2 separate regions of the Homo sapiens genome follow, and region 2 is linked to region 1. The links are chromatin loops, found by intact Hi-C in ENCODE. Cell type or tissue: PC-9. All regions are shown on one strand. Each heading gives the region's core, and the rest is flanking DNA. Links, peaks and the distances in the headings are about the cores only. Region 1 overlaps ANXA6 (annexin A6). Region 2 overlaps SMIM3 (small integral membrane protein 3).

Region 1 (16,496 bases), core at 5,783-13,782:
GATCCTCCTGCCTTGGCCTCCCAAAGTGCTGAGATTACAGGCATGAGCCATTGTGCCAAGCCTCATTAATCCACTTAACAATTATTTTTTGAGTGTGCCTATTATGTCAGACACTGTTGTAGGCACCTGGGATATGTAACAGGATAAAACGGATACAATTCCTTGCCTTTTGGGAGTAATTTTAAATGCACTTCAAAAATTGATGCATTTAAGTAGACAGAAAAGAAGTTGAATTACATAAAACCATTAAGAGATGGCATAGTGTGTGTGCTAATTTGGAATAGTGAAAGTCCTTTAGGAGTGACTGAAATTTGGGAAACTCTGTTCTGGTATTTCAGAACTTTTCTGCTGCCTTTTCAGGGGGAATGACTCTTTAAGAGGCAGAGGGGGCCTCGGGGGCAGGGTAGGATTCAGAAGAATTGGGGATGCCCCGGTGGAATAAGCAGCCAAGGGGCACTAGAACCGAGGCAGATCCCGTGGCAGGCGGGAGCCTAGCCAATTTCTCTTGATCAGGACTTGCCCTGCTCCCAGCCCTGAGTCCCTCTCTCCCTCTCTCTATATCTTTCTGTCTCTTTCTCTCTCTCTCTCTCTCTCTCTCTCAGCTCTCGTGCAGGGTCTGTCTGCTGTGGCTTCACCTCTGCCTCTTTCCCCACCCACGCCGCTTGGTTTGGGCTCATGGGGTGAGCTTCCCACCCTCGCATGCTGTCTTTCAGCCTGGTCCCCAGGGGGGCCTTCAGACACCTGCTGAGTCTCTTTCTGCTTCTCACAGCTGAAGGGAACTGTGCGCCCAGCCAATGACTTCAACCCTGACGCAGATGCCAAAGCGCTGCGGAAAGCCATGAAGGGACTCGGTATGGGGGATGGGAAGGGAGCAGGGTTGGTCTCCAGGGCAGCAGGTGTGGTGGGTTTGGCCGTGGGCTGGCAGGGGATGGAGTGAGGTTTCAAATTAGAGTCTGCAGGATGAGGAAGGCTTGATCTCAAGTTTCCACCCTCCTAGCTCCCAGAGTATAGAGAGGAGGGGCAGGAGAGGGTTCATAAGGAACTTGGCAGAAGCCCTTTCCAGGGACCAAGGTGTCCCCCAGCCTCCTGGAAGCAGTATCCTGGCACTGAAGAAAGTACCAGGTCACAAAATTGGCATGGTGCCCTGGCTCTGCTGCTGACTCACCGTGTGACTCTGGGTGAGCCTCTCCGCCACTCTGGGTCTGAATTTCCCTATGTGTAAAATCAGGGCTGTGGACCCTGGAACCCAAGAGCCCTCCCTCATTCTGTGGTGGGAGTGTGCCCTGCTGGGCAGGTCTTTCAGACCTATATTTGGCACCAGTGGGAAGAGTACTGCACCCACAGGTTCAGATCAGCTGGGCCTGTGCTCAGAAAGTCCAGCCTGGGACAGGCCATCTAGGGTTTGGCTTTCTTTGCCTTTCTGCCCCATCTGTCTGACAGCAACTCCCAGGAGGCTTTAGGTTAAGTCCATCACCCTCCTGAGCCTCCTTTCCATGTGTCTCATGGGAATGATGATACCTGCCAAGCTCGCCTGGGACTGTAGGATGCTAGAGGTAAAAATGCCATGAAAGACCCCTGTGCTGGGTCTGTGGTTGATGGCATTAATCTGAGAAGCAGGAAGTGATATTCTAATGCCTTCCAGAGTCAACCTGCTGTGGTTAGAGGGACTCAGGGTCCAGCTTCCAGAGAGCTGAAGAGAAAGGACATAGAGTTGCTAACAGGACTTGGACTGTCAGGGTTGGAAGGATCCCTTGGTGACTACTCCAGCCTCTTCATGTTACAGATGTGGAAACCAAGTCCCATCAAGGGAAGGGGACTTGCCCAGGGTGGGCAGCCATTGCCAGAGCCAGAACTAGAACTCAGAGGCACTGACTCCCAACCCAGTGCTCTCTACCTCCCAGCTGTCCTTTTTCCTCAGCGTGTCAAAAGGAAAGGGAGGGAGGAGTCCAGCAGAAATCAGTGGCCTGAGCCATAGGCAAGCGGACTGCAGGGACTCAGGAGCACATGGCCGCTTAGCCAGGCTTCTACCCTGACAAAGATCGATGAGGGGCCATCAGTGGGCGGTGCATGGGGAAAGCCGAGAGCCACAGGCCTTCTTCTGAGGCATGTGGCTTTGGTGACTCAGGGACTGACGAAGACACAATCATCGATATCATCACGCACCGCAGCAATGTCCAGCGGCAGCAGATCCGGCAGACCTTCAAGTCTCACTTTGGCCGGGTAAGGACCTCCTCCTGGGCTCTCTGTGCAACATGCATGCACCTTGCCTGATTGAGCTCAGCCTGTCCCCATCGGTTCTGCACAGTTGGGCACCAGGGTCTTCATGGCAGAGGGACCCTGTGTGGTCATATGATCTCAGAGTGTCTCCAGCACTGGGTTTGGGCAGACATATCTTTCCATGCCCCCAGTTCCTTGTGATGGGCAACACTTGTGTGAGTTGCTCAGTGGACTCAGAGGCACAGCATGGGGCCAAGATCAGGGCTATGAGTTGTTTTCAGTGTGCTTTGGGCATCTTGCAATTCCTCTGCACAGACAGAGCTGGCTTCAAGGCCCCAACTGAGTGTCAGGGATTATTGCACATTGGTGGCATCTGGCTTAGGTTGATGCATTTCCCCCTGAGTGGAAACAGTGTCCTTCAGCTCTGCTGCCTTCCCGTTCCTGTCTCCTGTGTCAAGGAGAGTGGGTCTTCCTCCTGGTTGTTTTTTCCCTACCCTCTTTGGCTTCATCTAAATAATAAGTACAACATCAGCAAAGACAGACACAAGCTTCCATGATCCCTCATGTGGAACCCCTGTTTTCTCTTTCCATCTCTCCCATCCTGAGTCATGTGTGGGCAAGTGCTGATGTTGGCATGACTGTGGCTCTGCCCTTTGCAGGACTTAATGACTGACCTGAAGTCTGAGATCTCTGGAGACCTGGCAAGGCTGATTCTGGGGCTCATGATGCCACCGGCCCATTACGATGCCAAGCAGTTGAAGAAGGCCATGGAGGTACAGTGTGGCACCAGGGGGTCTAGTGTCTGCGGGTGCCAATAGGGATACAGGTGATCCTCATAAGCCCAGGTGGATTAGCTGTAACTTCTTGGTAGAACTCCTCCCATACTCAGTTCAAACTGGCATAAACACAAAAGGAGATGTTGGCTCCTATAACTGAAAACTACAGGACTAGCTCTGAGTCCAGAGACTCAAATGATGTTCTGTGGACCCTTGGCTCACCCCTGTCTTGGCTCTGCTGTCCTCCCTTCTGGCTTCACTCTCAGGCAGCCTTTCTCCTCATGGTGGCATATGTCCATCCCGCCAGCTAGCGGCTCCAGCAGAAAGAGTTCCTTCTTCCTAGGAGCTCCAACAACAGGCTTGGCATTTACTCCAAGTTGATTCAGCTTAAGTCACATGCCCACTGGTGTCAGAAGGGTCTCATGGAGCCGCTGGAGGAAGTGGGGTGGGTCTCGAACGAAAGCACCAGCAGTTGGAGTCTGTACTCCAGCCTAGACCTGCCACTCACTCACAGTGTGACTGGGCCATTCCTTACACTTCCCAATCCTCTGTGCCTTCATCTGGGAAATGGAAATGGTCACCTCTGCCCTTCAAACTAGGACAGGTCAATCAAGGTCACAGGTATGAAGGGCATTGTTAACTCCGAAGACCTGACCCTACATTAAACAAGAAAGCATTATGTCCTGGCCCAGAAGTTGCTAGAACTGCTTTGCTTCCCAAGGTACCAATTGTACTAATGGCTACTGTTTATAAAGAGCATATGGTAACTCTCCCAGGTTAGGTACATTAGTTCAATTAGTTGCCTCCTCAAGCCACAAGGCAGGGCTCTTATTTTGTCCCCATTTTACAGATGAGGAAACTGAGACTTGGAGGTTAAGTTGCTTGGTCATGGTCATAGAGCTATGAAGTAGCAAAGCTGAGGTTCAGACCAGTCTTTCTGACTCTAGAGCCTGTCTTGACAACCGCATAAAACCAGTAGTGCTTTTGGCCCCTTGCGCATTAAGAGGAGGGCAGCAATGGGGAGCTAGAGGACTTTATAAAAACATTGCCTAGGCTAAGCAGATTGAGATGATTGTTTCTTAAAATACCTAAGCCAAAAAGCAAACGATCTAAAGACACAGGGTTCAGAAATAGAAGAGATCGATGAGGTAACCCAACTGAATCCTTTCCATTTTCAAAGTTTCCAAGTGGGAAACAGAGAGGCTCAGAGAGTCAGTGAGTTAGGGGGAGACGAGGGCTAGACCCAGTCTCAGGACTTTCTTGATTGCCTCACCACACACCTGCTTCTAACAAAGAAATGATTGAAGATCTCAATCAGGATGAATCTCCTAGGATCTGAGAAGGCAGGACCATTAGAGCACTAGGCAGTAACCTCTTTGAGGACAGAGAACATGTCTTGCCTCTTGCCTTTCTCTTTTTTTTTTTGAGACGGAGTCTCGCTCTTTCGCCCAGGCTGGAGTGCAGTGGTGTGATCTCGGTTCACTGCAACCTCCACCTCCCAGGTTCAAGCGATTCTCCTGCCTCAGCCTCCTGAGTAGCTGGGATTACAGGCGCACGCCACCACGACCAGCTAATTTTTTTGTCTTTCTAGTAGAGAAGGGGTTTCACCATGTTTGCCAGCGTGGTCTTGAACTCCTGACCTCAAGTGATCTGCCCTCTTCAGCTTCCTAAAGTGCTGGGATTACAGGTGTGAGCCACCACGCCCGGACTTTTTTTTTTTTTTTTTTGTAGTTGTAGCCCCAGCACCTTGCACAGTGGCTAGCACATAATAGGTGTCTTAACAAGTACCTGAATGAGTGAATTAGTCATTGACTCATTCAGTCAATCAATCAGTCAATCTTGCCTGCCTCCTCTCCTCCCTGATAGTTTCCCTGCTTCCCTGTGTGCAGATCTTTGCATGACAGGTCCCCAGCCTGCCTTAGTCCAGGGCATGTAACGCCTCAGTTCATAAATCACTCCTCAAATCCAAGAGTAAACAAATGTAAGCCAGCCATGATGGCTCACGTCTGTATTCCTAAAACTTTGGGCTTGAGTCCAGGAGTTCCAGACCAGCCTGGACAATATGGTGAAGCCCTGTCTCTACAAAAAATACAAAAATTAGCCAAGCATGGTGGCATGCTTCTGTGGCCCCAGCTACTTGGGAGGCTGAAGTAGGAGAATCACCTGAGTCTGGGAGGCGGAGGTTGCAGTGAGCCGTAATCATGCCACTGCACTCCAGCCTGGGCGACAGAGCAAGACTCTGTCTCAAAAGAAAAAAAATTTAGCATTTTATCTTAAGCACAAAACTTTTTTTCTTCTAACAAAATAATACATGTTCACTGTGGAGACTTGAAGAAATAGAGTAAAAAAGAAGAAAATAGCAATCATCTGTGATCCTTCACTCACACAGAGACCAAACTGCTAGTTAACACTGTGAGGCATGTGCGTGTCCTTCTGTTCTCTTCCAATACTTACAAGTAGAAATTTCTATTCAGATGTTCATGTGTATATGTGGTGTTATACACACACGCCTATATACCTTTTCTGTTTGGGGGGCTGGAAGGCAAAGCAGTTCACATGGGAGGTTCTGGGGATCTTGAGAGGCTGGCATAGTCAGCCTTGGTTGTGCCAAGGTCTTGGGCCTGAGGGCCATGTCTGGAGGTGAGGAGAAAATCCAGGAATGCTTGGCCTGAGCTTTAGCCGTCCGGGCCCCATGGACCTCTGCACAGGAGGTCAGAACTATGGCTGAGATCATCTTTGCCTTGACATTCCAGGGAGCCGGCACAGATGAAAAGGCTCTTATTGAAATCCTGGCCACTCGGACCAATGCTGAAATCCGGGCCATCAATGAGGCCTATAAGGAGGGTGAGTTTGGGAGGCCTGGGCCCAGATGCTGGGAGAACAGCCAGGCCCCCCAACTTCCAACCCCAGCCCACAGCTCTGCCCAGGACTCTGGCCTGTCTCCTTTCCCTCAGTCCTTGAGGATTTGATAAGCCTCTTGGGTGTGCCCATCCCTGTGTCTGGGGAAAAGACAGGTGTCCTGGTAGGACAAAGGCCTGGAGGTAGAAAAGGGCTTGGCTGGAAGTGGGAACAGAGAACATTCTGGCCTGCTGGAGAGAGGGAGGGCGACTCTAGGGGTGTGTAGTCCATGCAGTTCTACAGGGCCCCACAGCCAGAAGGGCCCCACACTTGGTTGCAAGCTATGCTGTCACTGTCCAGAAATTCTTCATTTTTAAGCGAGTGGCCCCATATTTTCATTCTGAAGAATCTTGAGTACCAGTCAAAAATGTTTAAATCGGCTAGGTGCAGTGGCTCACACCTGTAATCCCAGCACTTTGGGAGTCTCAGGCAGGCGGATTGCTTGAGCCCAGGACTTCGAGACCAGCCTGGGCGACATGGCAAAACCCCGTCTCTACAAAAAATATAAAAATTGGCTGGGTGCGGTGGTTCACCCCTGTAATCCCAGCACTTTGGGAGGCCGAGATGGTGGATCCCTTGAGGTCAGAAGTTCAAGACCAACTTGGCTAACATGGTGAGACCCCGTCTCTACTAAAAATGCAAAAATTAGCCAGGCGTGGTGGCATGCGCCTGTAGCCCCAGCTACTTAGGAGGCTGAGGCAGGAGGATCACTTGAACCTGGGAAGCAGAGGTTGCAGTGAGCCGATATCACGCCACTGCACTCCAACCTGGGAGACAGAATGAGACTCCATCTCAAAAAAAACAAAAAACAAAAAAATTAGCTAAGTGTGGTGGCATGTGCCTATAGTCCCAGCTACTCAGGAGACTGAGGTGGGAGGATCACCTGAGCCCAGGGAGGTCGAGGCTGTAGTGAGCCTTGATCATGCCAACTGCACTCCAGCCTGGGTGACAGAGTGAGACCCTGTCTTGAAAAAAAAAAAAAAAGTTTACATTTTTTATCTTATAAGCAGCTTTAAAATGGCAGAATTTTTGAGTACAGGAGTGACATAGTCAGAGCTCTGCTTTTGGGTTTAGCAACTGCCATGCAGGAGGGAAGGTAGAAGAGAGAATGACAACAGGGAGGTGACTTAAGAGGCTGTTAAATATTAAAGGCGAGATGCAATGGGACCTCAACTGGGACAGAGCTGAGGGGATGGAGGGGAGATGATGGGTTGATGGGAATGCCCATTGTCTTACAAAATCAGCAGGAGGATGGCTGGATGCCCCCATGAGCCAGTTACAAACCCTTTCATCCCCACCTCCCCCTGCCAATACTGCCCTGGCTCAAGCCTGAGTTTCCTGGACCTCCCTCCCCGCAACCAAATCCTTCTTGGCCAGCAGCTACCCACACCCCCTTTCTCTGCCTCAGACTATCACAAGTCCCTGGAGGATGCTCTGAGCTCAGACACATCTGGCCACTTCAGGAGGATCCTCATTTCTCTGGCCACGGTGAGTGAATTCATGGGCCCCAGGTCGGCTTGCCCATCGGGAGGCCTGGGAGGAAGGGAAGGTTTACTGAGTGGAGGGCACAGGGGAGTTAGAAGTGCACTCCTGATGGAGAGGGGGTGTCTCCCCACTTGCCTCCTTAGAGTTCCACCGCCTACCCCTGTTGTTCCCTTGTCAAAGTTGGCGTGGTACCACCTTCTCCAGACAGTCCTCCCTGGTGGCCCTTGTCCTGGCTTGTTGGGCCCCCAGCTCACAGGACAAAGCCATATGGGTGACCCTCTCCTGTGTTGTTACCTGGGAGCTTCTGTCACCATCTCTTGAATTCCCATAACCAAAATGGCAGACCCTCATTGACAGTTACCGAGAGCTTGCTGTGTGTCAGGCATTGGTGCTAAGTGTCTTGCACACATTCTCAGTTAATGACCACAACAGCCTACCTTATAGAGGCAGGATTTTCGTCCCTGTGTAGCTGATGAGGAAGAGCATTCAGAGAGGTGAAAATGAGCAGGGTGTGTGGTGGTACAGAGATGGAGATGGGTCGATGTTTGGGGACTGAACTTTCTTGCTGCTCCTGCTGCAGGGGCATCGTGAGGAGGGAGGAGAAAACCTGGACCAGGCACGGGAAGATGCCCAGGTAAGACCCCCAGCCCACCCCAGTCACCTCTGCCGGGTGTCCCTGAGATGTAGGTCCAGCTTATGCGTGTCTACGCCGGGCCCTGTCTGTGAGTGAAGGCTCCTGGCAGGGGCGTGGTTGGTTTGATTGGTTGATACTTAGACTGTAGAAATGAGGTTTAGAAGTGTGGTGCTGGTATTACTGGCATTTCCTAGGTGAATAGCAGGACCCTCAGAGCTGGCAGGGACCTGCAGATCACCCAGGTCAAAGCCCTCATGTTACAGTGGGAAAATGGAGGTCCAGAAAGGGCAAATGACTTCTGAAAGTCACACAGCAAATCAGTGGCCCCAGTAGAATTGACCCCTAGAGAGCTGGTCTGGGAACTTGCTGAGAAGAGGGCCTGAGTGCTAAAGGCCTCGGTTTATTATCTGTAAAATGGGACCGAGATTGGAGGGAGTGTCCTGGGACGAGCCTAGAAAGTAAGTTCCTCAAGGGCTGGAATCTTCATTTTGTTCACTGATATATCCAAAGTAACACATGATCAGTGCTCAATAAATATTTGTTGAATGAATAGCAGGGAAAAGGGTTCTCTAGGAGTCTCTTGGCTGCTCTGCCTCAGCCCTGCTCCTTAGCCTAGTGAGCTTGAGGTCTGGAAATGGCTTCTTCTGGAGGTTGGACAACCCCAAATTCATTTTCCCTGAGGGTTCTATGGCTGGGCAGTCCCTACTGAGGCCAGTGCATTGTCCCCCACTGACCTGCACCTTGATCCCAGCACCCAGTAGCCTGACCCAGGTCCATGTCTCCATCTCTTCTGACTGCCTCATTTTCCCGCCCCCAAAAGCTGTGTCCAGGGATGTGGGGCACAGACACCACAGACTTTTATAGACATCCAGCCCCCTTCTTTTATAGTTGGTGAGTTGAAAAGAGCACTGATGGATTGAGAGTCAGGGAACCAACTTTTCTGTTCCCAGGTCCCATAACAGAAGTGTGGTTTGCTACAACAGCATCTGAGCTAGAAAAATCTTTAGCTGGAACCTGACAGTTACAGAATTGTAATTATAATTTTTAGAATGCATACTATATATTGAGAACGATGCCAAGATTATTCTATACGTTTTTATGTTCTCCCTTTTTACTAGAAGAAAATGAAGCTCCTTAACCTCTTCAATGAAAGAATTTCTAAGTGGTGGTGGTTTTATTTGAACTCAGGCTTGCCTGATGCCAGAGTCTATGCTTAATTCCATTTACAGTAATATCTTCCAAGACCCAGTAGAGTTAAGGTCCCCTGCAGCTTCCACATCAAATAGCTGTTGTTGTCCAGTTGTCCAACCCTTGCTTTGGAATATGGTTGTCAAAAGCTGCAGGGTTACATTTAAATGTATGGCATTTCAGCTACATTGTGGGCACATGGATGGGGGTTAGGCTGAGAACCCAGCCAGACACTAGGGTGGCTTGCTGAGGCCACATTTCATTCACTCATTCAACAGACGTTTATTAAGTATTACTGTGAACAGCCTCGTGTGCTGCTGAGAGTTTTTTAAAAATCTCAGCTCTCACCCCAAATCCATCCTCCAACCCTGAATTGATCTTCCAGGGAATGCTTCTGCCTGGTGCCTGGTTTGCCAATGAGGCTGTGCTTCCAATTGCCGCTAGCAGGGGGCAGTGGTGGGCCTTGCTGACAGCTGCTTCGCAAAAGGAGAGAAGTGGAGAGAGAGAACCCGGGTGGAAATAGCTAAGGGACCCTTGAGCGAGATCCCTGCCCAACTCGGCTGCTTCTCCAGATTTAGGATGCTAGACCCAAGCTCATTTTCTTATAACTAGCAGTACATTCTTTTATAGAAACTAGAAAATAAGGAGAAGCCAAAAAAGACTCCATAACCTAATAGTAATAAGCATTGTCAGTATTGTGGCATACATTATTCTAGTTGCTTCTCTATGTATATATAAAAGTGGATTCTTTATTTCTGACAGTTAAAAATTAATACTATGTGAATATTGTTGCATTTTTAAATCAACGATATCATTTAATGGCTATATACTGTTCCATATCTGAATCTACCATGTTATTTAACCAGCCTTCTTCCTAGTAGCAAACTCTTTTATCACATTCATGAATTATTCATTAGAATGAATTTCCAGAGATGAAATGGAAATGTGGGAGCAAAATGTATATAAAAATTAAGGGCATTTGATAGGGCCGAGTCAAGCTCCCCCTTAGATAACGCACATGAGTACTTGGCAGTTTGTATTTGCCTGTTTTACACTGCCTCCCTGGCGGTCTCTCACTCTGGATGTCTAGAACACCCTCAAGCTCTTAGAAGTCTGGGACTGTTATTAACCAGTTGAACATATGTCCAATTTCCAACTGTGGCCCCACAGTGATTGTTAATTGCTTCCCCTTTCACTCTGTTGTCCAATTAGAGCAATAAATTATAAATAATTATTATAGACCTACCATGAAATGAAGGATTGTGGTCATTTTTAGATAATCAATACTCAGACTTTTTTTTTTTTTTTTTTTTTTTTTTTTTTTTAAGACGGAGTCTCGCTCTGTTGCCCAGGCTGGAGTGCGGTGGCGCAATCTTGGCTCACTGCAACGTCTGCCTCCTGGGTTCAAGCAATTCTCCTGCCTCAGACTCCCAAGTAGCTGGGATTACAAGCTCCCAACACCATGCCCAGCTAATTTTTTTGTATTTTTAGTAGAGACAGGATTTCATCATGTTGGCCAGGCTGGTTATGAACTCCTGACCTCAAGTGATCCGCCCGCCTCAGCCTCCCAAAGTGCTAGGATTACAGGCGTGAGCCACCATGCCTGGCCCAGGCTTTTAAAAATATAACAGCTTTCTTGAAATAGAATTCATTTACCCCACTATTGACCCATTTAAAGTGTACAATTTGGTGGTTTTTAGTATCTTCACAGACTTAATGCAACCATCACCACAATCAATTTTAGAACATTTTTTCACCCCCAAAAGAAACTCCATACACATTAGCTGTGACTCCTCATATCCTACTAACCCCCCAGCCCTAAGCAACCACTAATCTACTTTCTGTCTCTCCAGATGTGCCTCTTCCAAACACCTCATGTCAATACAGTGATATTAATACGTGGCCTTTTGGACTGGCTTCTTCACTTAAGAAAACACTAACCTAAACACTATGTTAAACACTTAACAGTGTTTTCACGGGTCATCCGTGTTGTAGCATGTTGGTACTCCCTTTTCATTGCCAAATAATAGTCTATTATCCATTCATCAGCTGATGGACATTTGGGTTATTTCCACCTTTTGGCTATTATGACTAATGCTGCTCTAAACATTTGTGTACAAGTTTTTGTGTGCACATATGTTTTCATTTCTCTTAGATAGAATTGCTGGGTCATATGAGAACTCTAAGTTTAACCATTTGAGGAACTGTCCAGATTAATTTTTGCATGAAGTAGCTAGGCTAATAAGAACAAGCTTTTGTGGTGAATATTAATTTAGTGTCCCACCACTTTTTTTTTACATTACAGATATTATTATCTTAAAGATGCTTTGAAAAACCGAGTATGTCTAGGGTACTCTGACCCGCGTAAGTGAGAACAATTGGGACTTTGGATTCTTTTCTGTTAAATTTTTTAAACATGTCCCTCTCTCTCTCTTTTTAAAAATGATACCGTTTTATTTAGCATAAGTTTTTACAAATTTTTGATAAAATACATATCAACTTTACCATATTAATCATTTTATATATTTATTTATTTTGAGATGGAGTTTTCCTCTTGTTGCCCAGGCTGGAGTGCAGTGTTGCAATTTGGCTCACTACAACCTCCACCTCCCGGATTCAAGTGATTCTCCTGCCTCACCCTCCTGAGTAGCTGGGATTACAGGCACCTGCCACCACACCCGGCTAATTTTTTGTATTTTTAGTAGAGACAGGGTTTCACCATGTTGGCCAGACTGGTCTCAAACTCCTGACCTCAGGTGATCAACCTGCCTCAGCCTCCCAAAGTGCTGAGATTACAGGCGTGAGCCATCATGCCTGGCCAATCATTTTAAAGTATACAGTTCAGTGGCATTAAGTACATTCACATTGTTGGGCAGCTGTCACCACCAGCCACCTCCAAAACTGTTTTCGTCATGCAAAACCAAAACTCTGGACCCACTCAACAGTCACTCCCCATTCTCCCTTCCCCCAGCCCCTGGCAACCACCATTCTTTCTATGTCTGTGAATTTGACTGGGGACTTCATGTAAGTGAAATTATACAGTATTTATGCTTTTATGACTGGCTTTCTTTACCTAGTATGATGTCCTCAGGGTTCAACTAGGTTTTTGTTTTGTGATGTTTGAGATAGGGTTGAGACCCAGGTTGGAGTGCAGTGGCACAATCTTGGCTCACTGCAACCTCCACCTTCTAGGCCCAAGCAATCCTCCCACCTCAGCCCCCCAAGTAGCTGGGAATAACGGCGTGCGCCACCATGCTCAGCTAATTTTTTGGTAGAGTAGGGTTTCTCCACGTTATCCCGGCTGGTCTCAAACTCATAGGCTCAAGTGATCCTCCCACCTTGGCTTCCCAATGTCCTGGGATTACAGGTGTGAGCTACTGTGCCTGGCATAGGTTGTTTTTAATACAGAAAAATATTTTAAAAACCAGAAGCAGCCCATAATCCTAGTAGCCTTGATAACTCTTATTTAACATTTAAATTTAAAATGAAATAATATCTTTGCATCTTTAAGAAATTTTCAGGAAGAATAAAAAAAATGCGAAAGCTTTCCCTCATAGTCCCTCTCCTCAAAGGTGTCTCGACAGTTTCTTAAGTACTTCCCAGGAAGTATGAGAAAGTGAGTGTCTATTTTTTTTTGAATCTAGATAAAAGAAACACTATATTACACAAAAATATGCTATACTTTACTTCTTTACTTAATTTAAATGGAAACTCTCCTTATCAGCATTGTAGATAATCTTATCCTTTGTAAAAACTGCATGGATTGTTTCCATTGATTGGATAAGTCATAGCCTGTTTAACAAGTCAATCTCAGGATGGTTTACAGTTTTTCTCTAGTATGAAAAATGCTGACCAGGTGCAGTGCCTATAATCCCAGCACTTTGGGAGGCTGAGGCGGGTGGATTACCTAAGGTCAGGAGTTCGAGACCAGCCTGGCCACCATGGCAATACCCCATCTCTACTAAAAATACAAAAAAAAAAAAATTAACTGGGCTGGTGGCATGCACATGTAATCCCAGCTACTCAGGAGGCTGAGGCAGGAGAATCGCTTGAACCTGGGAGGTGGAGGTTGCAGTGAGCTGAGATCGCACCACTGCACTCTTTGGGAGGCCAAGGCAGGAGGATTGCTTGAGGCTAGACTGGACAACAAAGTGAGACCCCTTCTCTACAAAAAATAAAAAAATTAGCTGGATGTGGTGGCACACACCTGTAGTCCCAGCTACTCAGGAGGCTGAGGCAGGAGAATCGCTTGAGCCCAGGAGGTCAAGGTTGCAGTGAGCCGAGATTGTGCCAATGTACTCCAGCCTGGGCAACAGAGCAAGACCCTGTCTCCAAAAATTAAAAAGAATGCTGCAGTGAACAGTCTTGTATTCTATCGTGGAAGGCTTTTGCCAGTATACCTGTAGGGCAAATTCCTAGCAATATAATTGCTTGATCAAATGGCATATGCCTTTTAACTTTTAACGGACATTGCCAATTATGCAATGAAAAGAAGAGGAAGGTTTCCAGAGTATAGGCTATTGTGAAGTTTATAAAGAGTTCAGTCTATCCAATAGAATAAAGTCAGCAGAGTTTCTGGGGGAACGGCGAAAGCAATACGCAGCCTAGGTACATGAGCCTGGGTATTTTGTTCCCAGGCTCTCCAAGTCACAGCTATTTGCCTAACAAAATAGTGTCCTAACCACAGAATTTTGTGCTCTGCATAGTGCAGTGATTAAAAGTAACCCTTGTAAAATGACTTTCCCATCACTGTTTGCTGTGTGCCTCCAGGCAGGTCAGCTCCCCTTAAGGCCTCAGCTGGCCAGTCTTTCCTGTCTGTAACATGAAGGCTAAAATTACATGTCTCTTGCCTTGGAACTCTGAATATGCTAAAGGGTGCAGAGAACTTTGCACTGCTCACATTTACATCTCAGTGGTTCTGTAAGGAAGTGGCAGGGATTATTTCCACTTTCAGACAAAGAAACAGGCCTGGAATCTCCTCTGGGTTTTGGGGTGCGAAGGGCAGAGTTCCCCATTTCTGTGTCTTTCTCTTACCCTTCAAGTGAACACGTTTTTAGTTATTGCCAGGCCTATCCGCATTCTGAGCTCCAGCCCAAAAGGTCATAGGAAGGTATTTTTATCTTGTCCCTACCCCCCTTCCTTTCGCATCCCGGGTTCTCTCAGGTCTCTTGGGACCTCTCCCACTCCCAGCCAGGCCCCTCACCCTGCACCCCAGGGCCCCAGCACCAGCCTCCCCAACCTCCTCTGACTCTTGCCTCCCTTCTCTCCCTCCTCTCTCCCCTCCCTGCTCTCAGGTGGCTGCTGAGATCTTGGTGAGTGTCCTGTTCTTCATTTGGGTTTTAACGGCCTCTGAGTAAAGTCCGCCTTTACTGGGCCGAGCGGGGCAGTATCGAGCAGTGATTTGGGAGCTTGCTGTGCGGCTTCTCTCTCTCCCCTTCCGGGCCCTGCTTGGTAAAAGATAGGCCAGGCAAGTGTTTCCCAAACTTCAGCTAATCATCTCTGGCACGATTTGTGCTGTGTAACCACCAGCTATTAATACTGATCTTTAAATCGACTCACTCTTAAACCCAAAATGAGTTAAGGGGAATTTACTATCAGTATAAATAGAACTAGTAGCTAGCTAGAAGACAATCATGGAAACACTAATGTGCAGTGTGATCGGGTGTGTTTGCCCTTGACCCCGCTTGGGGAAACACTGGCCAGGCCATCTTCTCTGCATATGACCCCATACACCCTTCCCAGAGGGGCTTGCAGAAAGGTTGAGGGATGGAAGGGGAACTCCCAGTTGCTATGCTCAGAGTCTATGTGGGTCCTCCTAGGAGCCCCAGCCCCACGGTCCTGAGGCTAGGATGGAAGTACCCAGTGCTAAGGCCATCTTTGTCAGTTCACAGGGTCCTTGTGAACTGGAGAGGGGAGTATAGAAGCCATTGTGCTTGAGGAAGGAAGAGGGGACCAGTCTCGGCCCCCTTGGATGGCTGGGTGAGCCCAGCTTCTGACTGCCCTCAGCCCAGGCAAAGACATGAAAGTGAATAATAACCAAGGCTTTCTCATGTCTCCCCTCCCAAATCCTTGCTCCAACTGGGGCTCTGCAGGAAATAGCAGACACACCTAGTGGAGACAAAACTTCCTTGGAGACACGTTTCATGACGATCCTGTGTACCCGGAGCTATCCGCACCTCCGGAGAGGTGAGGCCTGACCTCCTCCCTTCCCAGCTCAGCAGGAAGATCCCAGAATCTGATGAGAGCCTCTCAGCTCTCTGTGGCAAGAGGAGCCCGTTGCCCACCCACCTCCTCCTTAACCCAGCAGTAGCGTGTCATGGGTGACGGCGACTCTGGAGCCCTGGGTTCTAGTCCTGGCTCTACCACTTATACCTCACCTTCTTTCTCCTCCTTAGGGAAGCAGGTGGGATGCCCGGGATTAGGTATAGCAACTGGATTTCACCTCAAAGGCCAACTCTGATTGGTAGTAGCTGCCTAGAGTGCTGTGTTAAGGATTCTGGGGTCCCGCGTCATGATTCACTGGCGATGCCTGCCAGGAGCAAGGCAGCGAGAGGTGGTGGTGGCACAAGACCCACATAGACATCTTTGAACCACAGGCTGCCGCATGCTCAGGGCACACCTGTATGCAGTGGCCCTGGCACTCGGTAATCATGAAGTGTCCTGCACTGAGACATTTACATTTTAATGTCTGGCACTACATTAAATGTCTACATTTAATGTCTGGCACTTCTCAGTATTTAAGGTGCTTTAACATAGTGGCTAAAAGAATGGACTTGGGCACTGGACGGCCTTGATTTGAATCCCCCACTTAACAGCCATGTGACCTCAGGCAAGTCACCGAATCTCTGCGCCTGAGCTCCCTTACGTAGGAATCAGGGTTTTAGCTCTACCCGAGATGATTGTTGTGAAGATACAAAAAACATAACACACATAAAGCACTGGCGCAATGCCTGACTCAGTGAGTGTTTCCTGAGTGTTATCATTGTGTCTTCATCCCAAGCGGACACAGGAGGAAGAGGAGGCCCAGGAAGGAGAGGGATCACCCAAGGTCCCTCAGTGAGCTGGGGCAGAACCATGACTAGGACCCGTGCTCCTTTTACTACCCCAGCCTGGGTTCCCAGAACTTGGCCGAGGTTCTAAGACCATTGGCCAGGCACGGGGACTGGCGTGGGACAGATTTGGCTCTGAGCCCACGGCAGCCTTGATGTCAGAGCTTCTCTATCGGGATGATCTTGCCCAATGCATTTAGGCCTGGGCTGTGGCCATATTTGCTGCCCTTCCACTTTCTCAGGCACAGC
Region 2 (16,496 bases), core at 7,950-15,949, 310 kb after region 1:
CACCGCAACCTTGGCCTCCCAGGTTCATATGATTCTCCTCCCTCAGCCTCCCGAGTAGCTGGGATTACAGGCACCTGCCACCACGCCAGGCTAATTTTTGTATTTGCAGTAGAGACAGGGTTTCACCATGTTGGCCAGGCTGGTCTCAAACTCCCGACCTCAGGTGATCTGCCTCGGCCTCCCAAAGTGCTGGGATTACAGGCATAAGCCACCATGCCTGGCCATTTTTTAATATTTTGATTATGGCCATTCTTGCAGGAGTAAGGTGGTATCACATTGTGGTTTTGATTTGCATTTCCCTGATCATTAGTGATGCTGAGCATTTTTTCATGTATGTTCATTGACCATTTGTATATCTTCTTTTGAGAATTGTCTATTCATGTCCTTTGCCCACTTTTTGATGGGATTTTTTTTTCTTACTGGTTTGTTTGAGTTTGTTGTAGATTCCGGATATTAGTCCTTTGTCAGATGTATAGATTGTGAAGATTTTCTCCCACTCTGTGGGTTGTCTGTTTACCCTGCTGACTGTTCCTTTTGCCATGCAAAAGCCCTTTAGTTTAATTAAGTCCCAACTATTTATCTTATTTAAAAAAGTTAACTGTAAAACAGCCTCAGGTAGGTCCTTCAGAAGGTATTGCAGAAGAAGCCATTGTTATCCTAGAAATGTGATTTTGGTCAAGTTACTTTACCCCACTGAGTTTCAGTTTTTTCACCTATAAAATTGGAGTAACAATGGAACTACAGAATAAGAATGTAGTTCTGAAATTTAAATGAGACACCTTGTAGAAAGCAAATGGTGGTTGCCTGGCATGGGCATTACATAAGCTGGCCAATAATGTAGGAAGGTAAGGCCTCAGTGCAAGCTTGTAAAGACATGAAAAATACAATGCAGGGAACAGGGTAGGTTTTTTAGTACAATTTAGAGTAGTTAGATTAAGCAGGAAACTTACCAAGTTACTGTAAAACTGACAATTAAATAATAATAGCTGTTAACTAAGTTTAGAAAGCCAGCCTCTTCTAAGTAATTACTCAGGTTTTCCTTTTAGAAACTGGTTCCTTTTAGAAACTGGGTCACCATTATTTAACAAAAGGCAAACAGCGTAAGAAATCTTCCTTCTTATATGTCTTTTTCTAAATTATGGAAAGGCTTATTGAAAGTGATTCACAGGCCAGGCGCGGTGGCTCATGCCTGTAATCCCAGCATTTTGGAAGGCCAAGGCGGGTGGATCACCTGAGGTCAGGAGTTCGAGACCAGCCTGACCAAGACTGTGAAACGCTGTCTCTACTAAAAATACAAAAATTAGCCAGGTGTAGTGGAGCATGTTTGTAATCCCAGCTACTCAGGAGGCTGAGACAGGAGAATCGCTTGAACCTGGGAGGCAAAGGTCACAGTGAGCTGAGATTGCACCATTGCACTCCAGCCTGGGAGACAGACTGAGTCTCCATCTCAAAAAAATAAAAAAAAAGAAAAGAAAAGAAAGTGATTCACTGTGTAGTTTAAAGTTTAAAAGTTTAACCCTTAGAACATGCTTTAAAACACAGAGAAAAGAAATAAAATTATGAAATGAAATGGTATAAATTATAAAGTACCTTTTGAAATCCTTAATGCCGTAATTAAAGAGAAAACATTTTCTTTATGTACAATCTTTTCAAAATATGTAATTAGCAAATTAATACTGCCTCATCTATCTTGGGCTTGTAATTGAGACATCTGACAATTATATCCCCAAAAAATTTATACACTACCAATTCTATGATTATTGCCTTTGAAAATTAACCACTTTTTCTATGAATCACACATACACAGCTTCCAAGTGGAACATTGGTTTATAGTCAGCAAGACAACATCCAGTCCTGGATCTGCCACTTACTGGCTGTGGAGTCTGGCAAGTGACAACTTCTTTCATCTTGACTGCTTCAATTAGTAAAATGTAATCAAGTTCATTATGTCACTAAAATGAGATAATACAGAGCTTGATAAATAGTACTCAGCAAATACTAACTTGAAAATAAAATGATAACTTCTCTTTTATCCTTTCCTTGTTCAGATCAATCCAAAGGCCACTAAGTGGCAAGAGAAATGAATATGGCAAGGATAGGGGGAATCCTGTGGTTACCCAAATCAGAGTGCTAAAGCCCAGGCAAGGTGAGGATGCTGGACTAGTTAGGGGTAATGGAGCTCAAGTAGAGCAAGAAGAACATCAACGAGAGGAGAAGCCTGGTGTGGGATATTGAAGCCCAAGCAGGTAGGGAAAGCATTGCACAGGGAGTGTGGGATGCAGCAGCAATGACAGACTGGTGACATACAGAAGGCTTGATCAAAAATATATCAAGACTTCTCACTATTGGAGAAGGAAGTTTCAAATATAGAAGGAGAGAAAACATGAATGAGCCCTGTGCTGTTAGATTGGAATTGGAGATATCAAAGTGAACCCATGGTTTTCAATAGGGATATAGAAGTATAGGTGTAAAAATGTGCTTATGTATGTATATAAGTATATATATATATTAACTAGCTCTGTCCATTGAAAACAGGAAGTAACAAGCCCTCAGTAACAATGAGCACACCTGGTTCTGACATCTTTTCTGAAGACCATACTCCAAAACAGGATCCAAGTCTCCTTGGAGAAATGGCTGATCCCAAGTCTAGGGCAGGGAAACTATAAGATGAGCCTGGGACATCTTTGCCAGGAAGTAAAGAAGCACTGAAAGACTTATGAGAACATATCAAAAAGACTCTTGAAAGAGTTCTCACTTGGGGCGGTCTGACCCGCAGACCCTGAGCCAGCCATGGATGAATGAAGTACACTGACACACAGATATTCTGCTTTGCCAGTCCAGCTGAGTGTCCAAGCCACTTACAGACTCCCTGGAGAGTACTGTAAACAGTTGTGACTGTGGCCCTGACCAGCTAGTGAGACTCACATTTATTTGGGGAAGATTAATTGACAAAGGCTTGAGTCAACACCACTAGAGGGTAATTGACACTGTGGAATTCCCAAGTAGAAAGCAATTAAGCACCTGCCGTACATCAAAGGTTAGTCTTAAGACCACATGAGTAAACAAGCTAGCTAGATAACTTCCCCACATTCCTTAGTTACTACTTTAACTTATTTAACTAAAGGTAAAGGGACCAGGCCGCCTTCAGCCAGATCTATTACTGATGTTATACAAACTCTCAGGCCTTCCAAGAGAGTTTGTGGCTATTACTATAACTATCTTTAATATTTTTCCCACCAGCCTTATTGAACCCCCACACTGAGCATCAAACTAAATAATGAAAGCAACTGGTTTTAACCTACTGAATAAAATAGGAACCCATGAGTCCACACTGAAATAAATAAATGAATGGACAAATTGAAAGTCTGATGAGGAACAGGATATTTGCATAGTCTCAAAGTACCACCTTACAAAATATTTATTAATTACAAAGGGAAGAAAGAGTAACTTTACAGTGGAGAAGTCTAGCAGACACCAATCAGTGACCAAAGTTAACATCACCAGTAATGAGGTGAATCAAAATTGTCACCATTGCTATGATATTCCTATCAAAGATGCAAACCTAAATCTATTCATAAGAAAACATTAGGTGAACTCAAATTGAGAGCTATTCTACAAAATAATTGGCCTGTAATCTTCAAAAGTGTTAAGGTCATAAAGGCCAAGAAAGACTAGGGAACTGTTCCACATTGAAGAAAACCAAACAGATATGACAACAAAATGAAACACATGACGCTGAACTGGATCCCTTTGCTATGAAGGACATCATTGAGAAAATTGAGGAAACTTGAAAGAATTTGAGGATTATATGGTAGTAACCTATCACTGTTAATTTGCTGACTTTGATGGTAATATGGTTATGTAGAAGAATGTTTGTAGGAAACATTCTTGTTTGTAGTGGAATACATAGAAGTAGTCAGGTAAGTTGAATGAGCATGTTAGCAACTACACTCAAAAAATTTCAAAAGAAAGTTCTTTTACTGTACTTGTAACTTTTTACAAGTTTGAGATTGTCTTTAAATACAAAGTAAATGGAAAGCATACAAATGAAAGAGAAAAAATACCAAATCCACTCTGAAAGAAGGAAAAGCCATGTGAGATTGTTCACATAGGAAAAGGATGATACAATGAAATGAAAGAAAGAATAAATTTTGTAAATCTCGATATTCTCTTAGAAGATAATCAAAACAAACATTGTTTTAGAAATGTATGCCTTCTGAGATTCAAATAATCATTTTCACTGTTAGTATGAATCATAACTTCATTTAATGCAGGAGTACTTTAAATTTCTTTCCACCATCAGTCAAAATTTCTCCTAAATAAAGGACATGCTGGGGTTATTGTAGAAAAATAGTCTAGCATATCTACGGCTACCCTGCTTCAGCTCATGACGACTAAATAATTGAAAACTGTTCTGTATCACAGAAGGAAAAAAAAGTCTTTTCTACCATGAAAATTAAGAGGCCATTTGTTAAAAGAAAGGCTCTAAACATTAGAGCAGGAGCATCCCGATGATTTGTTTTTAATGAATGAGTAAGGAGTTATGAGCTCCTGGGCAATTGAACCTCTTACATATGCCTGACATTTTCAAATTAAACAAGTGCTGATCATTATCATAGAGGCATGGGCCTTTGAGAAAATTAAGAAGTTTATAAGAATTATATTAAAAATATCTAACAGGGTAAGGAATGAACATTATCACTTGAAGCGAAGAGATATTATCACCATCAAGAATTTAAAAAAAAAGAATAAGAATAGAGAAGAATAAAGAAAAAAAGAACTCAGAGTCAAGTAGATTCAATGGAGTAAATGGAGAAACATCTCAGGATAATCAGAAAATTAAGACAAAACTTACCTGGTCTGAGGCAACATAAAATATGAAAGGCCTCATAAGTTTATTTTATACTAATCCCACCTATATGCTTGGGAAATGTATGTGTTCCTGCCAATACCTGGAAGACATGCAATGATTCCTGGCTGTAAACCAAGGAGAAGAAAAATGACATCAAAGTTACAGTCTCCATCAGTAAGCTTGAATTGTTTACTAATAATCAGAGGCACTAAAGAGTTCGGAAAGGTCTGGGACATGTCATAGAGGGAAAAAAGTTGTACTGCTCTACATCTTCTCCCTAAAATGGAAAGAGTAGAACACTGTGGGAGCTCCTGTAGGTGGGAACAAAAATCAGAAAATGAGGCAATACTTTCATTTCTACAACCCTCTTGACACTTCCAGTCCCAGTTCACTGGTCCAATTGTACAGAAACATACTTGAGGGAGATTCTTAATTAGAACATTTTTCTTGAAAAATTTTTGATAGAGAACATTTTGAAATTTATTTTTATTGCTTTCCCCCACTTGATCTTGACTGATTAGATCAAACATACATTAGCTCTGTCAGTGTCCAGGTTTTAGCCCTAACTGGAGAGAGAGAAGGCAGGGAACTTTCTTCGTTTAACAAAGTAAATACCGCCACAAGAAAAAGTGTTTCCTGAAGAAAGAGATTAACAAAATTGCTTTTACAAAGTAGACTTGTTAAGGGCTGCATGGCTGTGTGTTTATTTGGTGCTTTTCCTGGCCTTTTCACCAAACTTTGGGGATCTGGCTCTGAAGTTTGTGCTTCCCACCATCCATGGTCCACCCCCTCTTCTGGAATGTTTTCAACTGGACACCTAAGAATTCATGTAAGGAGAATTGTTTCTCCTGCTCTTTCTCCCGACAGAAATTACTGACCTCGCTGGTTTTCTATCAAAAGAAAAAATTATTTCACGTGAATCTAGTAGTTGGGTAACATTTCTGTAAGATTATATAAACAAAATAATGGTTTTGCAGGTGCTAAGAATTCTGAGAAGCAATGAGAAGATTTCTCATATACCTCAACATATTCCAAGAATGAGATGTTCTTCCATGATTTGATGACCAAGAAATCGTGTTTTCTATAGTTTGAAGTAGAAGTTTTAAAATATATTTTGAGGCATTTTCACTTTTCGCTTCTAATGTTAATCTATTTTAACCTTATGTATTAAGATTCACCAGAGAAACAGAACCAGTGGTATATCCTCTTGGTTCTTCAATAAATCTCCATATTTATTAAGTGAAAGAAAAAGAGAGAGACAGAGACAGAGATTAATTATGGGAATTAGCTCATGTGATTACAGAGGCTGAGAAGCTCTGCAACCTGCTATCTGCAAGTTGGAGAATTTGGAAAGCCAGTGGGTAATTTAGCCCAAGTGTGAAGATCAGAGAACCAGAAATTCTGTCATCCAAGGATGGGAGAAGATGGATGTGCCAGCTCAAGAAAAGAGAACAAATTTGCCTTTCCTCCACCTTTTTCTTCTATTCGAGTCCTCACTGGGTTGGTTGATGGACTCTCTAACCACCACATTGGTGAGAGTAATCTACTTTACTCAGCCTACCAATTCAAATACTAACCTCTTCTGGAAACATCTTCACAGATACATCCAGAAATAATGTTTTACCAGCTATCTGGGCATCCTTCAGCCCAGTCAAGTTAACACATAAAATTAATCAGCACATACCACCTCTTCTGTTCAAATTTTCATTACCCAATTTTAGGGAGAAAATTGCTCTGGTACCCAGCTAAACTCTGACTTCATAGAAATATTTCGGCCAGGTGCAGTGATTGAGTCTGCCATTTTGTTTGCTATTGTGTTAATTCTTGTCTGTTTTTTCAGGTGTCCTAAGCTTCTATTTTATATGTAGCTTTGGATACCTCAGCTCTGTCTGATCATTAAAGCTGCTTTTGTCACATTCGGCCTTTCAGAATAAAATAGAGCCTCTCAGAGGGCAGAGCTACTTCCTACCCTCTCCCTAAGTTTAGAGATCCCTTTAGATTGACAGGAATCCATAGCCCTTGCCAAAAAGAAATATTTTTTTTCAGAATGCATAGCCTATTTTCTCCAAACAATTGCTTTCCTTGTACTGCAGCACTCTAAGTGAAAGAGTCCCCTTTTCAGAATTTAAAAAGCTTGACTAAAGTTAAAAGGATGTATTCCTCCATTATTCCATACAGCTAAGCTTTGGTAAGCATCAGTGAAAAACTCCGACTCTTAGAAGTTTTCTCGGGCTCTTTCCTGGGTGACTTTTTCTTCTTTTCCACTATCTCATTTTCTTCCCAATGTGATGACTGAGTTCTGAGTGTCTCCATACTTAAGCTACTGGTTTTTATTGAGGTTTTTCCATCACCCTAACATCCTAACTTAATGTTTCTGAAGAGAATATTACCAAAACATTGCATTTTATCCAAAAACATTCTCTGAGAGGCTGTTTCTGAGGTAAAATATTTAATTAAAATATGTATTTCATCACACACACACACACACACACACGCACGCACACACACACAAAGCGATCTGAGTAAAATATGAGAAGACAAAGTAACTCCCTGAAATTAAAACATATTTAGGGATATCATTTATTTTTCTCCTCAGTCCATACTCTGCCTGGGTACAGTGTCCTTCCTATTCCATCTCCTTAGCTCACATTCTGGTTATTCACCTTCCTGGTCTCTGTTTTTTGCCTTTTTTCCTCACTCCCCCCACCCCTCTTTCTAATGGCTACCATGTCATCTCCCCTTACCCAATAATGTTTATTCTTTCAAATAACTTTTTTTTTTTTTTTTTGAGACAGAGTCGCCCTCTGTCGCCCAGGCTAGAGTGTAGTGGCGCCATCTTGGCTCACTGCAACCTCCGCCTCTCGGGTTCCAGTGATTCTCCTGCCTCCCAGCCTCTCGAGTAGCTGGGATTACAGGCATCCACCACCACACCTGGCTAATTATTCTTTAGAATTCTTAACCCATTCATGCAACTGTGAAAAAACTCTCTCATTCCCCTATCAGCTTACCCTGTGTATTAGCTTCCTGTGGCCGCTGTAACAAATGACCACAAACTTGGTGGCTTAAAACAACAGAAATTTATACTCACGCAGTTGGATGCCAGGAGTCCAAAATCAGAGTGTTAGCAGGGCCACACTCCTCTGGAGGCCAGGGGATGATGTACTTCTTACCTCTTCCGTCTTCTGGTGGCTACAAACTTGCCTTGATTTGTGGCACATCACTCCAGTCTCTGTCTCCATGGTTACATTGCCTCTTTCTCATCTCTGTGTGTCAGTCCTTCGTGTGTCTTTTATAAGGACTCTTGTCACTGGGTTAGAACCCACTCAGATAATCCAGGATCACCTCCCCATCTGGAGATCCTTAACTTAATGACATCTACAAAGACCCCCTTTTTTTTTCAAAGTAACATTCACAGGTTCTGCGATTTAGGAAGTGGACATAATTTTGGGGGGGCCACTATTCAATCCATTACTCCGAGACAGTATAGTTCTCCGTTTAGAAAGTGATAAGCTCCTTGCAACAAAATGGAAAGATGTGGTTCACTTAGCTTAACTTCCCATAAATTCAAAATAATTTAGTACTAAGTGTGGAAAAGAAAAACTAAAGAGCAATCAATTCCCCTTATGCCCAGAGATTCCATAAATCATTCTTTGACCAAGTGCCACTCAATTCCTAGAACACAAAATATCTTCATTTTTAGAGTAGGTATCAATTCTTTATTATACATGACCCAAACAATTGCTATGTAGAATGAGACAACAGCATTCATACTGAACTTTTCCTAACAACAACAACAACAACAACAAGTAACTATGTTTTCTGAGGTGCAAATCTTGATTGAAGGTAAATAGAAGCATAAAGGGCTCCAATAGTAGAAATTCTAAAGGCACTCATAACTATTTTAAAATTCAGAGGCCAGGCATGGTGGTTCGCATCTGTAATCCCAGCACTTTGGGAGGCCAAGATGGGAGGATTGCTTGAGACCAGGAGTTCAAGACCAGCCTGGTCAACACAGTGAGACCCCATCTCTATAAAAAGAACATATATATATATAAAATAAAGAATGTACTTATATCATTATTATGAAATTTGTTGTTGAAATGAAAAATTACTAAAACTGTTTTCATGACATATCTATGATTTTTCTCTCCATTGCCCTGTGTCTTCATTGACACTGAATTTCAATCACTGCTAAACTCTTATTGTACAGTAATATTATCATCTGTTTTTTTCATTAATATGCTAAGACACAATCTGAGAAGAAAGACTGCTCACTAAAGTAAAACAACTTTAAGAAAAAATATAAATACAAGGGTAATTAAGTTATTTGAATTAGAATTCTATGCTATTTCCTAATTTTTCCTCAGACTTATAACTGTCTCTTACCCTCCCCAACTCCAATCCTCTTTGTCCTTTCCACTTTCCTTTTATTGCCTTCCGAATTTTTCCCCAAGACGTTTGGTTGAAACCCATATAGCGAAACCAATCAAGCCAATGTGCCCCACCCATATATAATTTTTTACGGTAGTGCTAATGATCTTCCTTTGTTTTTAGGTAACATTTAAGCACTGAGTACTTATTACAGGCTCTCTGTAAGTGTTCTAGATTCAGCACCTTGTTTAAACCCCTCAGCGGCACTGTGGAGGCAAATATGATCCCCTTTTTTACAAACAAGGGCAATGAAACTCTTAAATGTTACTTTCTAAAGGGAACACGCTGGTGGAGCCAGATGGGAATTTGGTCTGCTTGACTCTAAAATTAAATGATTCTCTCTATAACTATTGCTGTCCAGCTTTAAAAGTAGATACAATAATTTTTGTAATTTTTAAAAATGATGTTATAGACCTGCTAAAACAGAAACATTTTTCCTACCATGTAAATCTTTATGGGAATTGAAGAGCCTTTCATTTGCTTTAATTAAATACCTTGTGTGATTGGAACAATTTCAAAGTTGCATTAATGCAACTTGGCCTTAAAAATTTCAAAGGAAATATTATCATTGTCATTTCATTTCACAGTCTCAGTTCCATTCTCTCTCTTTAGCAAGAATTATATAAGGGCCTAATTAAAGTTTTAGCTTACTGAAAGATTTTTAATGTTTTTTGCACCCTTAAAACTTTAGAAAGCAATTTCTGTGAGGAATTAATACTTAAAAATTGAATACTTTGTGTTTTATTAAATAATTGTGGATTCATTAAGAAACATTTTCTAAAAGGAACTTAGTATAGAAGAGATACAAGTTTTATACTTGTTCTAAGGCTGATCCTACAGGATAACAGTAAGGAAATTGCTAATCTCATTACTTCAGTGATTTTTAAAATCCCACATCATTAGGGGCATAGACCATTGGTGTTTTTACATTATTGGCCATCTTATAATTACTACTATTGAGAGCCTCTTCTAAGTCAGACATTAACCAACTACCTTACTTATATTACCTCATTTAATTCTCCCCATGCTCTAGTAGTTATCATCACCATTTTACAGATGTAGAAACTGAAGCTCATTATTGTTAATAATAGATCACATTTTGCTATATTTTACCTTTTCACTTTGCATTCATCACCCCATGTAATAATCATAACAATCCTTTGAAGTAGGTATAATTATTTTCACTCGTATTTTACAGAAGAGGAAATTGAGGCTCAAAGAGTTTATGTTATTTGCTCACGATCACAAAGCTAAGAAATAGTGAAGGTCCTCGCTCTTAGTCTCTGGTTATAGTGTTCCTGGAAAGGGAAGGAGGATGACAGCCAACCTGTAATGCAAAGTATGACTTCTTCCCCACCCCCAGAGAAGATAGGGGCGGAGGTGAGGTAAGTCATGATTAGCGACCTTCAAAATGTTCAGACATTTCCCAAGAAAAAGGAAGTTGATCTCTTCAGTGTGGCCTCAAGAGGGCAGAACTAGCATCCCTGAATCCTTAATCCCACTCTCACCGAGGGAGGAATTCTAACAAAACAGCTAATAAGGGGTGGCTTCAGCAAGACGTGAACCTCCTTTTCACTGGCACGTGGCTCTCAGACTTTAACCTGTTTGTTGAGCACTTACGGATTGTTTTTGCAAAGCAGATACTGAAGAACCAGTTCCAGAGATTCTCGGTCAGTACGTCTGAAGCAGGGCCCTGGAAGCTGCATTTGTAAGCAAATGCTCCTGTGTGAATCTGACACAAGCAGTCCAGGATCACACAGGAGAAATACTGAAAAGGCAACAACTGGCAACCTGTATTATACGGGATGTTGGACTGCATGAGCCCTGTGTTATCGCTACAGTCTCTGAAGCCAGAACTGGGAACATAAAATCTTGATCTGCTAGGAATGTTGTAGGACTGACTCTCACAACTTCGGCAGGCTAACCACTCCATTTGAAAAAAAAGTTATATCGCCATCTGGTGGACTGCCTAAAAGTTATTCAAACTCACCCTAAAAGCACGGAATGATTTTCTCATTTAATTCGGATACACTGCACACTTCACAGACCAGGAATCAAGACTCAGAAGAGTTCAGAAGAGTGTAGGCCACATAGAGCCTGGGTCTCACACCCACCGGTTCCCAGTCTACTACTACGCATGGGCTTGATTTGCTTGCTCAATCACAAAATTTTCCAGGTTTTCCTTTGGCGGAAGATTTAAGTCCCAGACAGCTATCACAGTGAAACAAAGTTCCCAAATACTTCAGTGCAATGTTTCTCAAAGGACAGCAAGTTGCCTTAAAAATGCAGAATTCTTGGCTCCGTCATAGGCCCACTGAAATAGAATCTTTGCAGATAAGGACCAGGATTTTGAGTGGTGGCGGGTGCCTGTAGTCCCAGCTACTCGGGAGGGTGAGGCAGGAGAATGGCCTGAACCCGGGAGGCGGAGCTTGCAGTGAGCAGAGATCGCGCCACTGCCCTCCAGCCTGGGCGACAGAGCGAGACTCCATCTCAAAAAAAGAAAAGCTCCTCAGGTGATTCTGTTGCATACTAAAGTTTGAGAACCATTGCCTTTGAGAAGAAACACTCGATTTATGGATGGAAAGGAAGAAGCTTTCCATCTGCAAATTAAAAATAATCCTTATTAGTGACAACTAATACTAAATACTATTACTGAAACTAAAAGGAAATAAGATTTGCTGTTGGGAGGTAGTACTACAAATTTATTTCCAAACATATTTATCATGAAATGGATGGCTACATGATATAAACAGCTGCATGTACATTTCAGGTGGATCACGTTACACTTTAACATGTACGCACAGGAGTGTGCACACATGTACACACAGTCTCCCAAACTGCATTCCCTTGAACTAGGTAGATATGTATAGAGGCATGCCATTAGAATGTTTGTTTCCAAAGACACATATTTGGTTGAAAAAAGAAATCAGTTTAAGCCAGTTACATTTGAGGTATAACAGAAAAAATTACCCCTGTAAGAAGAAATGGAACAAAATACCACCAAAATAATTTTATTAGTGACAAATTGACAATATATATATTCATGACTTTATTATAGATAATTGTTTTGGGTTGGTGCAAAAGTAATGCAGTTTTTACCATTCTAAAAGTAATGGCAAAATCTGCAATTTTTTTGGTGTTGAGAAGGTGCAATTTTGTATTTTGCTTTTTGTTAACTACCAATATAATAGATAGTGCTCAGTTGCCGTGTTTTATTTCATTGTTTGTACCATATTTACCAGACCATTCCTTTATGTCTGTATAAATATTACAATTGTTTCTCTTTTTTTCTTCTAGTAATTATCAAACTAGTTGGTTATTTCTGGAGTTGGAGTTGGGGAGGGGGAAGTTTGGAAGAAATGTTATTAATGATCTTTAGTTATTGCAAGAAATAGTGTTCTGATTTACCAAACATCCTTTTCTTCCAAAACGTTACTTCTGCTACCTTCAGTAAATGTTAAATGTAGAAAGATGAACTGACACGTATTGGGAGCAGATGGAAAATATGTTCATGTATTGTTCTTACCTATAAGCACACATATATTCTTTACATTTTTAAATGTAAATCATCTCACACAACTAATATAAGCACTAATTTCAATAGATACAATTTTTAAACTTTGTTACATATTATCAGACCGCTTATTTTTCAAAGAGGCCAACAAAACACTATACATTTTCTAACTCAACTATCTCACTTTTTGTTTGTTTGTTTTTTTAGTAGAGACAGGGTTTCACCATACTGGCCAGGCTGATCTCTAATTCCTGACCTCAAGTGATCCGCCTGTGTTGGCATCCCAGAGTGTTCATTATTCTTATAGTATTGTTTCAGCAATACTATAAGCAAAGTTCTCATTCTGTCGCCACCAGTAGACCTCTCTGAGCTCTCCTTGAGGCCACCAGTTCCTTGCCATCTCTATTGCTAGAAGACCATCTGCCTCCCATTAACAGACTTCTTCTTCTGTAATACTGGATCACATGATGGACTTAGAAGTTGAATTGCTAGGATAATAATTGATAGGAATTAATAGATTTTTCTTCCATCTGGATCAATTAAGGTATACTCTGGCAAATGGAAATTAAACATGCTTGCTTTATTTATTTATTTATTTATTTAGAGCCAGAGTCTCGCTCTATTGCCCAGGCTGGAGTGCAGTGGCGCAACCTCGGCTCAGTGCAACCTCCACCTCCCAGGTTCAAGTGATTCTCTTGCCTCAGCCTCTCAAGTAGGTGGGACTACAGGCGCCTACCACCATGCCCAGCTAATTTTTGTACTTTTAGTAGAGAGGGGGTTTCACCACGTTGGCCAGGCTGGTCTCGAACTCCTGTCCTCTGGACCTCCCAAAGTGCTGGGATTACAGGCGTGAGCCACCACGTCCAGCCTAAACATGCTTTAATATGGGGAATTATGTGCTGAAAATCATTAAAAGGATTGGGAGAGCACAGAAGGCAGGGGTTACTAGAATTCCTTCCAGATCAATACTGCAGAACCGGCCATCCTGGGGAGCTACTACTTCCGTAACAAGTGGGAAGCTAGGGAACAAGAAAGCCACAGCCTTGGCTGTGGGCTGCAGGACTGTCCCACCTCAACTGAGATCCAGGCATGAGAAAGCTGCGGGCTTGGCTCCAGATTGTGCTGCAGCTTTGGGATTCACACCAGTGTTGTGATTGTCTCACACCCTGTCCTAGCTCTCCCAGCTGAACTGGGTTCCAAACTAAAACATGGTATGCATGCATCTGAACAGCAAAGCCTAAATCACTTTTGAATCTCTATCAAGTGTAGTTACAGAAATACAGGTTTTTACTTTCATTGTAGTTTTTTGTTGTTGTTTTATTTTCCAGCCTCTGCCATCCAGGAAGGCATGCCAGAAAAACAGTTGGAAGAGATGCTGAGCAAACCTATCAGAATCTTATGACATCTTAACTATCCCCTTGCTATGGTCTGAATGTTTGTGTCCCTGCAAAATTCATATGTTGAAACCCAACCCCATGGTGATGGCACTAAGAGGTGAAGCCTTTGGGAGGTGATGAGGTCATGAGGACTCTGCTGTAATGAATGGGATTAGTTTCCATGTAAAAGAGGCCTGAGGGAGCTTGTTTGTCTCTTCCACCATGAGGACACATAGAAAGTACCATCTATAGGCCGGGCACCGTGGCTCATGCCTGTAATCCCAACACTTTGGGAGGCCAAGGCAGGCGGATCACCTGAGGTCGGGAGATCGAGACCAGCCTGACCAACATGGAGAAACCCCATCTCTACAAAAAATACAAAATTAGCCAGGCATGGTGGTGCATGCCAGTAATCCCAGCTACTCGGGAGGCTGAGGCAAGAGAATAGCTTGACCCTGGGAGGCGGAGGTTGTGGTGAGCCGAGATCGTACCATTGCACTCCAGCCTGGGCAACAAGAGCAAAACTCTGTCTCAAAAAAAAAAAAAAAAAAAAACACAACCATCTATGAGGGACAGGCTCTCACCAGACACAAAATCTGCATGTGCTTTGAACCTCCCTGTCTCCAGAACTGTGAGCAGTAAATTTCTGTTGTTTCTGAATTACCAGTCTCAGGTATTTTGTTAGAGCCACCCAAATGTACTAAGACAGAAACCCCCTTCACCATTTCCCCCTGACGCTCTCCTCTAACTCTTACCTCTGTATTACAATGCTACTCTTGGAAAGGTTTCTGTTCTCACTGTCTCAACTTCCTAACCTCCCACTCATTTCTTAACCTACAAAATACTATTAGGGCTGGGCGTGGTGGCTCATACCTGTAATCCCAGCACTTTGGGAGGTGGAGGTAGGTGGATCACTTGAGGTCAGGAGTTCGAGACCAGCCTGGCCAATATGGTGAAACCCCATCTCTACTGAAAAAAAAAAAAAATATATATATATATATATATATATGTATATAATTGCACCTCTATTGAAACACCTCATATCATAGGACCTATCCAATCTCTCTTTTTTCCCCTTCTACTCTCCTTCCCCTCCTATTTAGTGTCTTCCAAGTTCTGCATTTAGCATCTCACTCTTCTAAGTCTGTATATTCTGATCCTATCTACTTGTACACCATTATCTACCATAGGGGTTAATCCCCCATACCCTAATACCAGACATAACATCTTTCCCAGGAATAGACTCAGATCTCCAACTGCATCCTGAATGAGTCCACCTGAATATCACAAGCACCTCAAATGCAACATGTCCAATACGAAATTCATGGTCTTATTTGTCATTCTTTGAATCTGATATTCAAAATCGGTTCTTCTCCTCTGCACTATCTGTGTGTAACCTGCACAACTTCACCCACGTGCTGAAGCTAGAGCCCTGGAAGTAAATTTGATTCTTCTCTTCCCTTTTCTGTTACTATATTCAAACTGTCTTGAAGGCCCATACATTCAGTGTAAGGCTTTTACCTGAGTTCTGAGTTTAACAGTTGCTCTTTAAAGAAAGACCTCAGACATGCACATTCTAGCACTTTATTGGAACTTGGTTGTGTACATCAATGAGATCACATCAAAGTAAAAGCAGCATTTTCACACAATAATATCCCGATATCTGTGCTATCTTCTTACATAATTTAATAAATCCCAAGATGCTCCTGATTTTGGTATCGAAGAGCTTGAGTGGTCCAGAAATATCTCTACATAAATATAAATCATCACATCTAAAATAACCATCATTGTTTTAGTAGGTCCCAAAAGTCCTGGGAACACCTCTTAAAATATAATTGCCATAGGCTGGCTGCAGAGCTGGTGGGAGGGAGTGAAGGGGGTACACGTGGAGCTAATTACAGCAGGAGCTGGGCAGAGGGACACACACAAGGGGATGGGGGCCAGAGATCCCGAAAGCTGGGCAGGGAACTCAGTCACCCTGCATTTTCCAACATTGCTTGAGTGTCAAAGCTAACAGATGTGAGACTCCAGTGCAGAAAGAAGCCCATCACCCCAACTCCCTTGGCAGTGCCCAAAGATGGCACAGCCTTCCTTCAGATTACACAGGGGCAGAGATTCTGGAATGGAGAAGGTTCTGGAAAGCTCTACCCATCACCCTCCAAACTGAGAAAACATGAAGGAATGGCACCTTAAAGAAAATACTTTGGGCCAAAGTGCTGCTGGCCCCTTGGAATGGGGACAGGGTGCTCTTGGCTTGGTTTGACCTGAGGGGCACTGGCAAAGTCTGCTCTGCCCCCAGTATCTCCCTCACCACCTTTAAGGC

Evidence for each region. A loop is a pair of places that touch in the nucleus more often than their neighbours do. Peaks named below come from ENCODE experiments on the same cell type or tissue, not always from the same donor. Only the 100,000 strongest peaks of a DNase experiment are listed, where the experiment ranks them.
Region 2: a loop joins it to region 1, with 6 times the contacts of the local background. A loop is called at or near these places in 14 of 110 quality-filtered maps.

The regions. Positions count from the first base shown.
Region 1 is chr5:151,108,641-151,125,136 of GRCh38, reverse strand. It overlaps ANXA6 (annexin A6), which reads left to right. Exons shown (of 26, transcript NM_001155.5): 15 at 770-851; 16 at 2,126-2,220; 17 at 2,877-2,990; 18 at 5,747-5,837; 19 at 7,300-7,379; 20 at 7,957-8,010; 21 at 14,493-14,510; 22 at 15,291-15,384. Among named protein-coding and RNA genes, the nearest start is that of TNIP1, 36 kb to the right of the region's middle. RefSeq lists an enhancer at 792-1,292. In PC-9, for the core only: CTCF peaks have their summits at 9,437 and 9,636; a DNase peak (open chromatin) is centred at 9,676.
Region 2 is chr5:150,795,982-150,812,477 of GRCh38, reverse strand. SMIM3 (small integral membrane protein 3) reads right to left here. Exons shown (of 2, transcript NM_032947.5): 2 at 15,744-16,496. Among named protein-coding and RNA genes, the nearest start is that of SMIM3, 25 kb to the right of the region's middle. In PC-9, for the core only: a CTCF peak has its summit at 11,243 (motif pointing left); no DNase peak of the experiment used is centred there; H3K4me3 peaks cover 621 bases.